Regions from separate parts of the Mus musculus genome. Here region 2 is linked to region 1. A link is a loop called in an ENCODE intact Hi-C map of the cell type or tissue named here. Cell type or tissue: left cerebral cortex. All regions are shown on one strand.

What was found. A loop is a pair of places that touch in the nucleus more often than their neighbours do. Peaks named below come from ENCODE experiments on the same cell type or tissue, not always from the same donor. Only the 100,000 strongest peaks of a DNase experiment are listed, where the experiment ranks them.
Region 2: a loop joins it to region 1, with 2.9 times the contacts of the local background. A loop is called at or near these places in 18 of 42 quality-filtered maps.

The regions. Positions count from the first base shown.
Region 1 is chr17:86,060,048-86,068,047 of GRCm38, forward strand. All of the region lies in intron 14 of Srbd1 (S1 RNA binding domain 1), which reads right to left. Among named protein-coding and RNA genes, the nearest start is that of Srbd1, 81 kb to the right of the region's middle. In left cerebral cortex, a CTCF peak has its summit at 3,639 (motif pointing left); a DNase peak (open chromatin) is centred at 3,625.
Region 2 is chr17:85,878,921-85,886,920 of GRCm38, forward strand. The region is part of intron 4 of Gm30117 (a long non-coding RNA gene); the gene reads right to left. Among named protein-coding and RNA genes, the nearest start is that of Gm30117, 46 kb to the right of the region's middle. In left cerebral cortex, no CTCF peak of the experiment used is centred here; no DNase peak of the experiment used is centred here.

The DNA.
Region 1 (8,000 bases):
CCATTATTAAAAGAAAAGAATATTTAAAAAACTTTACACAAATGTACTTTATATTATTTCCAGAATTTTCCAAACTATTTATATTATACTTCCAACTATTTAAATAAAGTGAATTTAAATGGTAAGGTAAAATTTTAATTAACTGGCCTTTAGTTGTTGGAGACCTGAGAATTTGCCAAATGATTCACTTTCTCTTGAAGGTTATCCTTCTCAACAAACTAAGGGGAAACTTTTGCAAAGAAAAATACTCAGATAATAAATATTCCTCCAAATTCCATACTGCCACTTCTTTTAAACTGAGGAATACAAAACAGATGTGACACATTGCACCCAAAGATTTTAGATTAACACAATTAAATCAATATAAAATGTAGTAAATTTTATATACCATATTTACTGAGCAATGTGGACCCAATAAACAGTTGAGTACTAATCATGGGTCAGAAAGCTAAATGATCTAAAGGAAGATTATTCAGATATAAAACATATATGGCCTAAGACATGTATGTATCTAAACTCAAAATAAATCAGAGGGTGACAATTTTTACCAAGGGAACTTACTGAGGACGTCCCTCTACAGCCCTATTCCTGTTCCAAGTTCAAGGGAAGCCACTCAGCAGGACCCATGTCAGATTAATCAGGCACTTTCTGTTTAGTGGCAGTCTCCCAGCCAACGGCAGGGAACTATGCTGATGGCCTGTAAAATCCAGGGATATGAAGAAAACAACGTCGAGCTTTGTGAAAGCAGCATCTGCAAAGATGTACAGAGCATTATATTTAAAAAGCAAGTTTCTCTCCAGTATTCTAACCTTAATATAACAATCTGATTACTGTGTTTATCTGAACATAAAGCCAACAGGAGTAATCAGAACTTATTATTTGGGGCCATTTTAAGTGATAAAGTTGTAAGTGATAAAGTTGTAAGTGATAAAGTTGTAAATGAACTAATGTTTTGAGACGCTCAGAGAATAAAGACGCTCCTTCTAAACTATACAGCTAAGACAACACCTAAATGGAGATGTCTGACATACTGCACTTGTAAAAGGCTGATTACAGAAGCTGACGTGGAGTTCCACTTCCTCATATCTACGTGCTAGTATATTGAGTCTCAAGAAATAAATAGGTAATTTTAGAAACATTTTACCTAAACACGATTTTGGGGTTGTCTGTAACTCTTTAAGTAAAACAAAAACAAAAACAAAACAAAACAAAAACAAAAACAAAAACAAAAAAATAAGCTACACCCTCATAACCTAAAAAGTCAAATACCTACAATATAGAAACAATTATTTTCAACTCACTAAAAAATAATCCCCAAAACTCTCTCAATAAAAATGCTATTTTTAATCCTCAAATAAAACCCAATAATGTTGCTTATATAAAATACATCATAAATAAATAACTGATTTTTTTTTTAAAGAGATACTTCGATTACAGAAGTGAAATCTCTCAGCTCTCACACGGACAGACTGTATGTTGATAAAGCCTTTTCGGCTAGTTTTGTAAGTACTTGTCATAGTGACTGGGAAACTAGGAGAACAGGGTGCCTTCTGCTTTCTTTTTTACAAAAGATGAAACAGTGAGATTCTCTGCATAAGAAAACCTAGGTCTGCCTTGTTTGTTGGTTTTTCTGGAAAGTACAAACAGTTCCCACATTCACTTGAAAGGCCATAAAGCGTCTTCTCTATCCATTCTCCAAATACGAAAATAGCTTTGCTGTTTCCTCTAATTTTAAAATAAATTACTTCCTTCCTTATGTTGATGGGAGAATTTAATTAAGAAATAATTTGCTTAAATAAAAATATAGTGACTGAGATTTAAAAACAAAAAGAAGCAAAACCAAAAAAATCAAAAAGCAACTGCAAGGGCAGAATTCTTCCATTAACACAGACTGGTGTGCTTCTAATTCTTCCTAAGAATGTAATTCCTTCCTTTTGCCTTCCTAAAATATATGTATTACACCTCTGCTACCCTAAAAAGCTACATTCCACTCAAGTCTTCAAAATAACTTTTTAAACATAGTTCTTGCAACTTTTCAGGCTGGAAACATTCATAGAGAAACTGTCCTCTCATCTCAGTATTAGGAAACATGAAGTCTTTGATTCTTGTGCCTTCTCCTGGACTCTTTTCCAGCTGTTTGTCTGGTCTAACTTCAGCGGGTCAGTTTTTATTTCATCTTATTCTATTCTGTTTACTGTATTATTATCCTTTAAGAGAAACTAACAACACACACAGCAACTCCCTGCTCTGCCCGTGAGTTAGTCTGTTATGAAGTATGAATGAATATTGGCTTATATCTCAAGAACAGGTAATAAACCTAAAATTCAAATTCCACAAACAGAAGAGTCTCAAGGATTGGATGTTAAGGAATACAACCAAGCTCTCTTAAATCTGTATTTAGTAGAGTTTACCATTTCAGAGCATTCTCAATCCTTCTGAATAGGAGGGTTACCAAGCTGGGCGTGGCAGTTACGCCTCCACCTCCAGCGTTGGGGGCGGGGGCTGAGAGGTAGCAAGATCACAAGTCAGTCCAGGCTATAGAGAGACCCTGACTCAAGAACCAAACGAGAAACCAACCAGTAACAAAAACAGAAGTGATCTGTTGATGATCTTTGTATTTAACTACAAAGCTTGGTGGTAAAATAAAAATTCGAGCAAAAGTTACAAAAGCTACCCTTTCTTCCCGATCTAGAAATATATTTTTAGCGTTAATATGAAATAAATATAAAACAACACAGAGAAATAAATTTTGGTTAAGAAGGGACCAAAAGTAATTGGAAATCCAAATGCCTATCATTAAAGAGTCAATGAATGGAAAACCAGCTTGTGAATCAAAATTATCATCCTAAGAGATTTTGATTTCATGTAAAATATTCAAGATAAATTAAGAGAAAAAACTAACAAAACTGTATGACCATAATAAGTTTACCTTCAAAATAAATGTGTAAACAAAGATAATTGTTTCATATAATATGTGAGTAACTTAAACAAAAAGTATTCCTTTTATTTTCTGCAATACCCAAGTCATATTTATTTGTAATTTAAAAAACACTTCAAATTTAAGTATAATTGCTAACTGATAAGGTACTCTACTATTAAACAATAGTTAATATTTTGAAATGTACCCAGTTATAAATTATTCTATTTTGACTTAAAATCTGGGCAGGCATATTTTGTTGGTAATGTCCTCTGAACATCACCTTTAGATTACTGTAAACATGGTGTTTTTGTGGCTACTTAAAAGGATGCAGAAACCTCACACTGTCAGTTTTACACACAGGCCAATGCATCAAGACAACTTTTACAGGAAAGACAAGTTGCATGGCCCTAAGTTTCCATCACTAATATATTGTCCGTGGTCAACTGGCTCAACTGGTGTGAACCCATTTCAAAGCATGCCAGGAAGGTCAGCAAGGAAAGGAAGGAAGGAAGGAAGAAAGAAGGAAAGAGGGGGGGGGAATGGAAGGAGGGACAGAGCTGGGGGGAGGGAGGAAGGGAGGGGGAGGGAAGGAGAGAGAGAGAGAGAGAGAGAGAGAGAGAGAGAGAGAGAGAGAGCGCACATTGCCTCTGCATTGCAGCTGCATTTGCCTTTACGTGTGTAGCTCTAGCACCATCTGGTGGCAGGCAGGCAGGCAGGCTGGGAACAACTCCTCAGTCAGCAGTTGGGGAAAGTCCCAGCACTATTCCAAACAATGACCATTTATTTTCCTGAGAACACCATCAGCAATGGTGCAGTTACCACGCAGAGGATCCACTACAAGCCTGGGAGGCTTAGAGTGGACATGCGGGAGACCTCCACGCACTCCCACATGGATATCCTATCAGTTGCCTAGAGAGCAATTTCAACAGAACCAAGTTCCCCTGGCTAATTTTCCCACAATTTCACAGCACTGTAGATGAAAAGAACACTTTATAAGCACAAAAGACGCCTTAAAGGGGCAGATCCAAATCAACAAGTGTCAAGCAGAACTTGAACTTGGAGTCTGAGGTTCCTAATAGCACTAGCAACAAATTTTCTCATGCTATTAACAAACAAAATATAGTAAAAACAAAAAAACAAAGCAAACAAACTGGCACTCTCCTCATGCCTGTCTTCCCAATGGGCAGTGGGGGCAAAGGCACAGGAGTTCAATGTTTGCCTTGTCAATATTATAAACTGGAGCCATGTCTACGCTACCTGAGGCTCTGTCTTTGAAGAACTGGAGACTGGGTGAAGCAGGCAGGAGCACCTGCTACTCATCCAGAGAATGGAGTGAAGTTCCCAGTACCCAACAGTTCCAGGGCACCTGGAGCTAGACATGACACCAACACACATGAATAAAAATAAAATCTATATTTTTAAAAAGAATCAAACAACAACAAAAAAGCCTGCATTTAAGCAAAGAACCTGCCTCAGAGTATCACAGGCTATGTCACCTGATGTCTCAATGTGTTAAAACAGCATACGGACCTCGACTGCTATCAAAATACCTCTATTTTGATACCAGTAGAGGTATTCTGACAACTCTACTGGATTCAAAGACTGATACCATGAGTAAAAACGTCCTCTGAGGTATAAACAACTGCAATGGGAGGGGCAAAGACAGAAAGCCCTACCTTTCCTTCTGTGTGCCTTCCACAAGAAGTACAGCAATTCTTTTCCCACACCTTTATCCTCTTTCATTTTGAAAAATTTTTCATCCCCACTCCACCTATGTATGAGACCAACTTAAAATTACTATAAAAAGCACATGGCTCCACTAAGGACGCCACAGAGCCAGCCATACGGTGAGGCAAAGGCCCTGCTAAATGCAGGACAGGAGAAGCAGCTCAGCTCCAGAGTCATCACTGACATGAGACAGAAACGTGGTACATGACGCAGGACGCCCTGAGCTTGCGGGGGCTTCAAGTCTATCATCTGAACGTTTGTCACCAGTACTCTGAAATGCATGGACCTGAAAACACGTCATCCTACTCCCAAGTTCCCCCGCCTCCCAACAACGGAAAGTTTAATGATCCCCTTGATTAACAGTTAACTCTAAAACAGAAACTTCTTATGTACTCAATTTGTACCTGCTCATGATAAAATATTAGCTGCATTTTCTTATTCCAATTTGATTTTAATTTACAGAGACATGGATTTGAATTGAGAAGTCTGCTTCATTCATTTTACTTGTTTAAACCTTTAAATATACCTTGTTGAATTTGTTTGTTGCTATGATACAACACCCACCCAGTCAAAAGCAACTAAAGAGCTTGCTGTGGTTCTCATTTGGGGAATACTGGCCCTCATGAAGGGTTAAGTCCTGGCAGCAATAGAAGCAGTCTGCTGCATTGCATCAACGGTCTGGAGGCAGAAAGGGGGAATAGAAATGCTGGGCTAGCTTCCATGTAGTCCAGGACGCAAGCCCAGGGAACCACGTCTTCACACATCAACCTCATTAAGATAACCCTTCACAGAGGTGCCCAGAGGCACATCTCCTAGGTGACTCTAGACGATTCAACCTGACAGTTTACCATCACCGCATGAAGGAAAATCTGTCTAGTAATAAGCATGCTAAAATCATTCTCAATGAAACTTATTCCAAATTTTCTTTATTGTATAGCCAGACTTCAAAAACTCAGAATCTTAGACAGAGAGAACATGGTATTCTGACACCCCACTAAGAGCTCGATAACTTACTGCTGAGTAGTATGAGCTCGAGCTTAAACAGTAAAAGCAAACCACTAAACAAATGATTGAGAGCGAGTCACAAAGTCAGAGAGGGCGACTGAGGGGGAAATTTAATTTAGAAGACAAGGAGAGAGTATAGGTGGTTAGTCCAGCAGTCTCAGCACTGGGCAGGCTGAGCAGGGAATCAAGAGTGAGAATGAGGCCAGCCTGGCCTATAGCTGACCATGTCTGAAAAACAAAGAACACACCAAGTAGGGACGTACTGCAAGAGAGAGAAGGTTAGATACAGAGGAAGAGAGTTTGCAACAAAAGCTCAGCTCTTTCATCTACAGCAATAAAGTTTGCATCACACTTTTTTTTTTTTTTTTTTTTTTTTTTTTTTTTTTCCGTGACAGGGTTTCTCTGTGTAGCCCTGGCTGTCCTGGAACTCACTTTGTAGACCAGGCTGGCCTCAAACTCAGAAATCCACCTACCTCTGTCCCGGAGTGCTGGAATTAAAGACGTGCGCCACCACGCCCGGCTTGCACCACACTCTTTAATTAATCCTTTCTTAACTTCTACTGTTCACAACCCTGATTCCATTCCACAGACAAGTGAGCTGAAGTTATCATTTCCATGCTCTGGCTCCCATCCCTCTTATTCTTTCCCATCCAACACTTGCATTTCCCCACAAAAGGAACATAAGCATCCTCTCAGAGGGGTAACACGTCAACTTCCCCTCTAGGTACAAATTCAACCTATCACTTCAAAGAGCAACCAGGTTGGATCACCGGGCCCTTGTGAAACAGCCCCTGCCATCAGAACTCCTTCTGGGTATCCAGCCAATGCTGAAAAGCATCCCAAAAGCATATGCCGTGTATAAGCTGTGCCCTAGGGCAAGACTCTCTGTGTCGCTTATCGCATAGCCTGTGCAGTGTAGCTCAGTCCAGACAGCTGCTCCACTTATTCTTTATCAATAGCCACATCTTCATGTCTGCAGGATCACTGCACACTTCTACTACATTACACCATGTAAATATTTAGGAGAAATAATTCCTTTCAAGGATCTAAACTTCCACCATTGTTATGGCAAATGAACCTGTTTATGCTATATTCGTTAATGAAGGCAAGCCTAAAAGAGCACAGGAATTTACTAACATGTGGCACACAAACATTACAATCATAAAGCTTCTTAGGGGAACACATCAAGAACATGAAAGAAGTTTATTTTTACTCACATTGCCCTGTAATTTCCTTTAACTCTACTAGAACAACCCTTAATTTAAACCTTTCTTGCAATTACAGGAACAGTGTAGATTGAATGTACAAAAACGAGATAATACTCTCAGTACATCTCCAATGAACTCTCTGTATTCTATAGCAGCAATTCTCACAATTCAGCCTGCATCAGAATCAGCAAGAAGGCATGGCTAAACACAAATGGCTGGAAACTCCCCCTCAGAGTTGCTGCTCTACTGAAACTGAGCATTTGCACTGCTGACGAGTGCCTTGGCAGAGCTGGTGCTGCTGGTCTTGGGAACACAGTTTTGGTTTGGAGGTTTTATTAGGCGTGCTAGTTTCCTATTGCTCTGATAAAATACAACAACCAAGGCAACTTCTACAAGAAAATGGTTACTTGGCTTTATGTTTCAGAAGGTTATAGGCCAAATGAAGGCATGCTGGTAGGAAGAGGAAGTTGAGGACTCAGATTTTAGGCCAGCAGAAAGGAGAGAGTTCACCTGGAATGGTGCTTAGGCTTGAAGCCTCAAAGCCCACCCTTACTGATACACTTCCTCCAGAAAGGCCACACCTAAGTAACCAACTGGGGACCAAGTGTTCAAATACCAGAGTACTAGAGGTGTTTACCACTTAAGCCATCACATTGAACTGTAATCTACATTTCACAAACTTAGCCATCCTCAGTACCTTGTAGTAAATGTACAGTCATACTGAAATCCAAGTTCCGATGCTCCTACCTCAGACAGGTCCTCTGTAACTCCATGTGGGTTCAGTTCGCATTCTCAATCCTGGTGCCTGGCAATGTGCCTTCTCTACACGCTTACATTTCTGTACACTTCATATTAACAATGCAAGCATGCAGTGCTTGGCCTTTTATGCCCATCTTATTCAATGTGCATGTTCTACTGTCTCCTCTTATTGCTGAATATTTCATAGTTAGAAATATACCAAATCTTGGGGCTGGTGAGATGGCTCAGCAGTTAAGAGCACTGACTGCTCTTCCAAAGGTCCTGAGTTCAAATCCCAGCAACCACATGGTGGCTCACAACCATCTGTAATGAGATCTGACTCCCTCTTCTGAACTGTCTAAAGATATCTACAGTGTGCTTACATATAATAATAAATAAAT
Region 2 (8,000 bases), 180 kb before region 1:
GGAGGCATCTTAGCTATTCAAGTATGGTGTTCCTATAGGCTGGAGTTTTGAGCCGAGTTTCCTATGAGAATCAAGTTAAGCACACTGGAGTCTGATAAGAGTTCTGGAAGGAAGCTCTTGGTGTAGCTTTATGGATCTCATGGGTTTTGCCAAACTGATACATTCTGTGGCAGGCCCCATTTCCATAGAGGGGAGTGGCTTCTTGGTAGGTAGCAAATGAAAGATATGACATCAAGTAACAAACGTGATTTAAAATGAGGTCCACGATTGAAGAACGGACTCAAGAGAAATCCTGTTTTCCCATGGATTCCTAAAGGGGCTCTGAACAAATTGTCCAATCTCACTTCCAAAAGCTATTTCCTAGTTCAGTATGTTAGCCTACCTCGGAACTGCTTTTGTATGAAGCAAATAGAGGTTGGTTTGATCCACAGGATCAAGGGGGAGGTAACAGCCATGCAGGAAGTGTAAGAGAAGACAATGGGAGGACCATGATGTAAGACCCAGTGGCTTTGGTGGAAAACGTATGTATGTAGTGGGGAGAGACCCAGTCTGCCCGTGGTCCATGCACTGCTGTGGACAGCAACAGGCAGGATCAGAAGTCCCTGGTTGGATCCCTGAGGATGTGGGACTTTTGATTAGCATTGACCTGAGATTTCTTTGTCCACCTGTGACTGAATGCTCACCACTTGTGGTTTGAATATGTTTGGCCCTTGGGAAGTGGCACTATTAGGAGGTGTGGCCTTGTTGGAGTAAGTGTGTCATTGTATAGGCAGACTTTGAGGGTTCCCAGTACTCAAGCTCTGCCTGCCTTTGGATCAGGATGAAGAATTCTCAGCTCCTTCTCCAGGACCATGCCTGCCTGGACACTATCATGCTTTCTACCATGATGATAATGGACTGAACCTCTGAAACTGAAAGCCAGTCCCAATTAAATGTTGTCCCTTATAAGAGTTGCCTGGGTCATGGTGTCTCCTCACAGAAATGAAACCCTGACTAAGACACCACCTCACTAGCAATCATGTCTGCTTCCTTCTCCTCAAAACTCCCCAAAATCCATGTCTTAAAACGAAGCCCTCAAGTCTAGGGTAGCATTTAGCCAAGGATGTGGAGAAGGGAAGACTTTTTAAATATGTGAACATTGCTATGACTTGGGTGCACCAACCAATCAGAACAGAGCTCCATCACACCTAGTCACTCTTAACTTTCCATTTTAACCTTACGTTTGTCCCATGTTGGACAGAGTCATTTTCAAACATCTGCTAAGAAGGCAGAACCAGTCTTGCGGCCTTCAATCCCTGCTCAGACCTCATGCACTGTCTCCAAGCCTATGTCCTCCAGAACAGGCCACCAAAGGACACAATAAGGAACCACTCATTCTGGCCTCCAAGATATAGTCCCACCTTTTGCCTTTGAGTGTGCCTCTCTTCCTGCTGACACTGGCCTCTTCTCTAATGCCAACTCCAGCAATGCTTTCCTCTATCCGTCAGTGTTTGCATCTCTCCTGTGATTAGCACTCATGTTATGAAGCTTAGCTCCTGCCTGCACATCGGTGACTACTTTAGCCATTAGTTCTTCCTGACCACACCTCTGAGGCTGGATGCTTATTAACGGCAAGCTCTTCTTACAAGCAGGGAAGGGCTGAGCACTCTGTAGGCATTCAAACAAATCCATAGGTGTTTGGTTTAGAGTTATGTCCAGACACTGTCAGTCTCCTCTAAAGACAGGCCGCAGCTTCCTCATCTATATAATGAGAAGCAGAACTGTAGTCATCTGTCCGTGAGAATCACCAGGGAATGCAGTCTCATCATTGAGGGATGCTGCAGGGACTCTAGTTGGTTAGTAGTAGGTCAGACTCAACATTGATTTTCATAGACCGGTTTTGTTGTTGTTGTTGTTGTTGTTGTTATTGTTGTTGTTTTCTCTTATTTTCTTAAGCATTCCAAGTGATTTCAACATGCAAACTTGAAACTTGGGTTAGGTCATCCAAACAGTCCTGTGGAATCCCAAGGCAAAAATGAATAGGATGCCATCTTCCCATGAAGTCTTCTTCGAAGGACATTCTAGTTCAGAGCCCTAGTGACACACAAGCATTTGAGGGCCGTGGTGGATACTGTATCTGTCAGCACTCACTCCTGGTTGTCACCAGCACCTGTGGCAGGTCCTCCCTGGACTCTGTTTTCCAGCAAGGTCTATCTGCAAAAGAGTCTTAGACCTAGATGAAAGGGTTAAGGCTTCCCACCAAATCAGTCATTCCTCACACCCCTCAACACATTACGTGCTCTTTAAAGTGTCAAGGAAAGTTCAGGATCGCTCTTGGCAGGTTGTGCCAAAATTCTTGCCTGAACATATTGGATTATAAACTATGTGGGTATGACAAGCATATCTGACAGATCAAATGCCTAACACTGAGATGATGTGTAAAAGCAAGACACGGTTTTTCACTGTTGTGGTTTAGAGTTTGGGTTGTTTCGTGTGTTTCCCGAGTGTTTTCATTCTTTGCTCCTTCTTAAAATATGCTCCTGACTTTGAGTTGTGACATCAATTAAAAACTAAGCTAATAAAAACCCTAAGCCCACAGGAACACATTAAAGGCCACTTAAGAAAGCGGGTTCCGGCTTCTTTTCAAAGCCAGATCTCAGACACCAGACCATGCTGAGCTCTACAGGCCTGCTTGTATTATTCCCTGGGTCTAGAGCCTTTTTTTTTGTAACCCTCACTCATTGTGGGGTTCATAAATGGGGCAAATTCACATTCTCTCTTTTTTCTCTCTCTCCCCTCTTGCCCTCTCCCCAACATGTTGAAACAAGCTCAGTAATTGCATTACCAGATTTCCAGGGTTAGCTTTGGGTTCAAGGGAAAGAGCTGGGTTTGACTCAGATCTGTAATTAGTGTGGGAGGGTAATTAGTGGCGCACATCTCGAGCAAAGCCGGTGTCTACAAGGGGCCCAAAAGACACGTCTATTTGTTCTGTTTCATCAAACAATTTAATCAAACACTGAGCGCTTTACTCAGAGGCTTCACAAAACAAATATTTGCTGACTGATTGAGTCATCAAACAACTGGGCAATTCAGTTAAACCAGCTCTTTTGCTGTCCAGCGAGCCAAGGAAAGGAAAAGGTTCGAGTGAAGTTTTTACATTTCAGACGATTACTGCAGAGGGGCTCAGGGGAAGGTGCTGGGGCACTGTTTTCTTTCCTCTTAATGCCTTTCCAAAGTAAATAGCATTTAACAAACAGTGGGCCACAAAATGCAGGCCAGAAGACAGGTCTACAAGAGACAGTCATCCCTCGACTGCATAAAGGTACGCATGCTAAGCGTTGTGTTCCCTGGGGGTCTCTCCCATGAGAGGTATGAAGACCATGTGCCCCTGTAGTGGAGCAGCCACAGATCCTGAGACACGCTCTAAGTACCAAGGCAAAGAAGCAGTGGCTTCCCAGGCATGGACAGGATGCAAACACGCATCTACGGACAGCAGGTCCAGGCGCTGGGGCCCTGCTGTCTCTGCTGTCTTTGCCACAGTTAGCAGAGAGCCAGTGTCTGGCTGGAGGCCCTGCTCTACCCATGATGGAGATGCCTAGTGGGGAGCAAGTGTTTCAACACACTTTATTTTCCATTCTGGAGCCACTGACCAAGAATCTTTGTGTCTGTTGGGACCAGAAGAAAGCAGCTGGCCCCAAAGCAAAGCCGGACTCCAGCTGACCTCGGAACACCTGCGTGGAGGCTCTCCGCCCTGCCTAAGGAATGGCAGGGTCACAGCTTTCCACGAAGAGCACCTTAAAGTGACATGATGTCAAAGTCCAGTAGTCCAAGAAGCGGCAAACAGCCCGGCACCTGGGAGCGACCCCCTCAGTTGGCACGTTGTTGAGAAATCCATCTCACAAATCGCCTAGTGTTTGACTTGAAGTCCATTTGTTAATTTGGTAAACACAGACTCGATGCTGACAATACTTCCTTAATCCGGCAGGAAGGAAGTATCTAGTATCAGGCAACTCCAGGGCCTCTCCCGACCCCCTCACCTGAGGACTGGCTGGGGTGCACCTGGGGGTGACTAGGAGGGAGAGTGTCAGCTTAGACAGACAGAAGAAAGAACAAGGATCCATCCAGGGGCTGCTGAGCTCCCAGTGTACCAGTACTCTTGCCGTGGGGTACAAACACAGCCCACAGAGTCCCTCATTGTGGGAGAGAAGCTTTCAGAACGTAGAGGACTTCTATTATTTCCTGACTAGTTAGATCTCCAAGCCTGTCCCTGGGACCAGCTGTGATGATTAATTTTATATGTCAACTTGGCTGAGTAGAATGCTTAGATATTTGGTCTAACATTCAGGATGTCAGATGACATTAAAATGTATACCTCTAGACAGAGTAAAGAAGTATACAACCCAGGACTGGGGGTAGCCTTGTCTAATCAGCTGAGGGCCGAATAAGAGCAAAGACTCATCCCCCAAGAGCAAGGAACTCAGCAAGCAGCCTGTTTTTAGACCAGACAGAACTGTTTTCTGAGTCTTCTGCCTCCTGGTCTACTCTGCACACATACTACTGGCTCTAGCTTTTTGGAAAACTGTGAGAAATAGTTGCTGTTTCCAATCTGATTTTACAGATGAGGAAATAGTCTTGTGAGATTGGGTGCCAAGACTGGGCCACTGTGACACATATTGAGCCCAATCTTCTTACCCGCTCTTATGTTTTGGGTAGATGTGAGTGTCCCCCAAAGGCTCCTGCACTGAAAGCTTGATCCTCAGTGTAGCTAGCAGTGGAAGCAACCCATTGGTGCCTTCAAATTTTGATGGCATTCCTGAAAAGTGATACAGACATTAAGGTGTGGACGTTATTGAAGAAAGTCTGTCCTTCAGGAGGACCCCTTGGAGCATGTCCTTAAGCACTGTGCAATGGGCCAGGCGGTGGTGGCACATGCCTTTAGTCTAGCACAGGAGACAGAGGCAGGCAGATCTCTGAGTTCAAGGCCAGCCTAGTCTTCAGAGCATAAATGGAGTCAGCTCCCACTATGGTTTTAGGGACTTGATTCATACCAAGCGTGGGAAGCAAGCAGTTTTACCTGCCGAGCCATCTTGTAACCCCAAAGTTTCATAGTAAATACATACTTTCCTCTTCTTTGTTGAGAAGGACTGTTTTAATTGCTTTTCTTCCTCTCCAGTGGATTTATTTTTGTCTCCCTGATGACTCGGTGCACACAGTAGACTAAACTCTCCTCATTCAGACCTTCCTTTGTTCAAGACTCTAGCCAAAAAACAACGTTGCTAGATCCTTTTTTTTTTCTCCCCAAGACAGTGTTTCTCTGTGCAGCTCTGGCTGTCCTGGAACTTGCTCTAGCTTCGAACTCAGAGATTCACCTGCCTCTGCTCCTGAGTGCTGAGATTGAAGGCGTGCACCACCACCATGTAGACCTATTTTCTTATTATAGACTTGAAAGCAAATAGTCCTGATGGTGGACATTTAATCCAGATGACACTATTTTACTCAGTCACGAGATGGGGGTGTCAATCACAGGATGGAGGTGTCAATCAATGGATGGATGTATCAATCATGGGATGGAGGTTTCAATCACAGGATGGAGGTGTCAATCATGGGGTGGAGGTATCAATGATGGGATGGAGGTGTCAATCACGGGGTGAAAGTGGTATCAGTCCACAAACATGATGGCAGGTAGAGGCCTACTCTTGTGGCCAGTGGCTGTAGGATGGAAGGCATGTCAATCATAAATTGAAATAAACCACCTCTGTTTCCCAAATCTCCACTATAGAAATCACACAAAAGCCTCAGGAAATATACAAGCTCCCCTCAAGGCCCTAGACCAAGAACCTTTGTCTCTTTTCCCTGGAATGGCCTAGGGACACTACTAGACAATTTGTGCACTTAACAATAACCTCCCCCACTCTTCTATGCCCACCCCTCCCTTCTGTGTGCTGTGCACTTGCTAAAGGACCCTTTCTTATGAAATCAGTCGTTGTGGGTTGGACATGCAGTGTCCTTCAAAAAAAAATCTGTGAATTGAAAGGTTAGCTCTCAGATGGTAGCCAGTCACTGAGAGGATCCTAAAGGCTCTGATCTGAGAAATGGATTTATCCCTTGATGGACTGAAAATATAATGGCATAATTGGAAGGTGGAATCTTGGAAGAAGTAGGTCACAGGAGGCATGATTTTGGGCCTGTCCTGTTCTGTGGTCCTCTTTGGCTTGCTTGCTGCCTCCTGGCTGTCACTCAATGATCAGCCCTGCTCTACCTCTCTGGGGCAAACTCTCTGTCTCAAATAGGCCCACAGCAAGAGAGTCAAGTGAACACCCGCTAAACCCTCTAAAACTATTAGCCAACACAAATTCCTCCTTCTTTTCTTTTTTTTTTTTTGTGAGGATTTTCTTTGGGAGGAGGTTGGGGTACTTGGGGCTGAGCCTAGGGCTTCACACTTGCTAGGAAAGCACTCTGCCACCAAGCTCCTTCCCCAACCTTTTTCTTTTGTTTTGAGATGGGGGTCTTACCAAGTTTCCCAGCTAGCTCTGAACCTATTCTTCAGCTTAGGTGAGGTAGGTTTGACTTAACTGATGATGCTCTCGCCACAGCTCCCCCACTTACTGGGAATTACCAGACTGTGCTACATCTGGCTTCTCGTTTATTTATATCAGGTACACGCAGCATCGAGAAAGGTAACATGCTATTGTTAATATCAACAACCAACGAACATAAGAAATGAGGAACAGCAGTCTAATAACTTTGTGTGACCCCCTTCTCTACACGGCACATGCTTTCCTCTTCGCATCCTTGCTACTAGATGACCACTTCGCTGACTGGGTGACGAGTGTCACCTCATTCCACCCTATACAAGCTGAGGACAGTGACGTCCGAGGTATTAAATGGCTTGCTTTGACTTGCCTGACACCACAGGACGTGTGTGTCTCTCCTTTAGTTCCCCTGGGTCAGAGATGATGTGTAACCGCTCCTGCTCATCCCAGAATGATGTGTGTGGCTCAATTGTCTGCTCAGTGAAGGTCATGTAGGTGAATAGCGAGCTGATGGCCTCCGGGTTAGATTTTCCCATACAGGTCTGGATTTCCACTCAGTCAGCCCTGAATATCTTTGTAGGCCCTGATGGATGGACTATATAACATATCCTCTCCGCCTCTGAAGCAGCCAGGACCCTGTACCAATTGCATCCTCTGCCTTCTTTCAGAGAAGATGTAGTCTTTTTTTTTCTCCAGGATGGATGCCAAGCAATTAACATTAAAGAGCAAAAGTTCTTCCTGTTAATCAGAAACCCAGAAGGTGACTGTACCCTTACCATAAGCCATGTTGTTTATCCAAGCCCTGTCTGGGATATTTGTAAAAGTGCTACATGCTCTCTGTCTTGGGAGAATAATTACACGAGTCCCCATGAGCCAGTGCTTTCGTCTTTTCAGCTAGAGAACCCCAAGGCTTGCTTCCTCTTTGTCAAGATTTCGACTCAGGTTGGGGGTTGGGAGGTAGATGTTTCCTCTGGTGCAAAGATGCTAACCAAGGAGAAGGCCAAGGCCAACAGCATCTGGCATTCCTCACATGAAACCCAGAGGCTCTATGCCTGATGCCAGGACTCTGCAATGCCTTTCCTGCCAGGGGATTATGTTCATTTGCACAGGATCTGAGACAGAAATTCCAAAGAGATGATACTGGAAACCAAAGGCCTATAGCATATTAATAATACAGACAGGAAGGCTCCCTCGGCAGCTGGTAGCAAACGTATATTAAATAAAGAAAGGAACCTGGCTCTAGCCCAAGACACAGCAATCCAGCCAGGTCATTTTAGATTACAAATAGAAACAATTAAACCTTATTGGGTTTATTATAGAGTTTGTCTCTGGTTAGCTATTAGGTTTCTGCACTTACATGCTAATTTCGGAGTCAAGGAATCAGAGATCTCCCCAGATTAGGTATCTACCACAACTCAGCAGGCTGCGCAAATCAAGTGGTATTTACACTTTCCTGAACGTTCCCCGCTTATGTGGGGTGCAGCACTG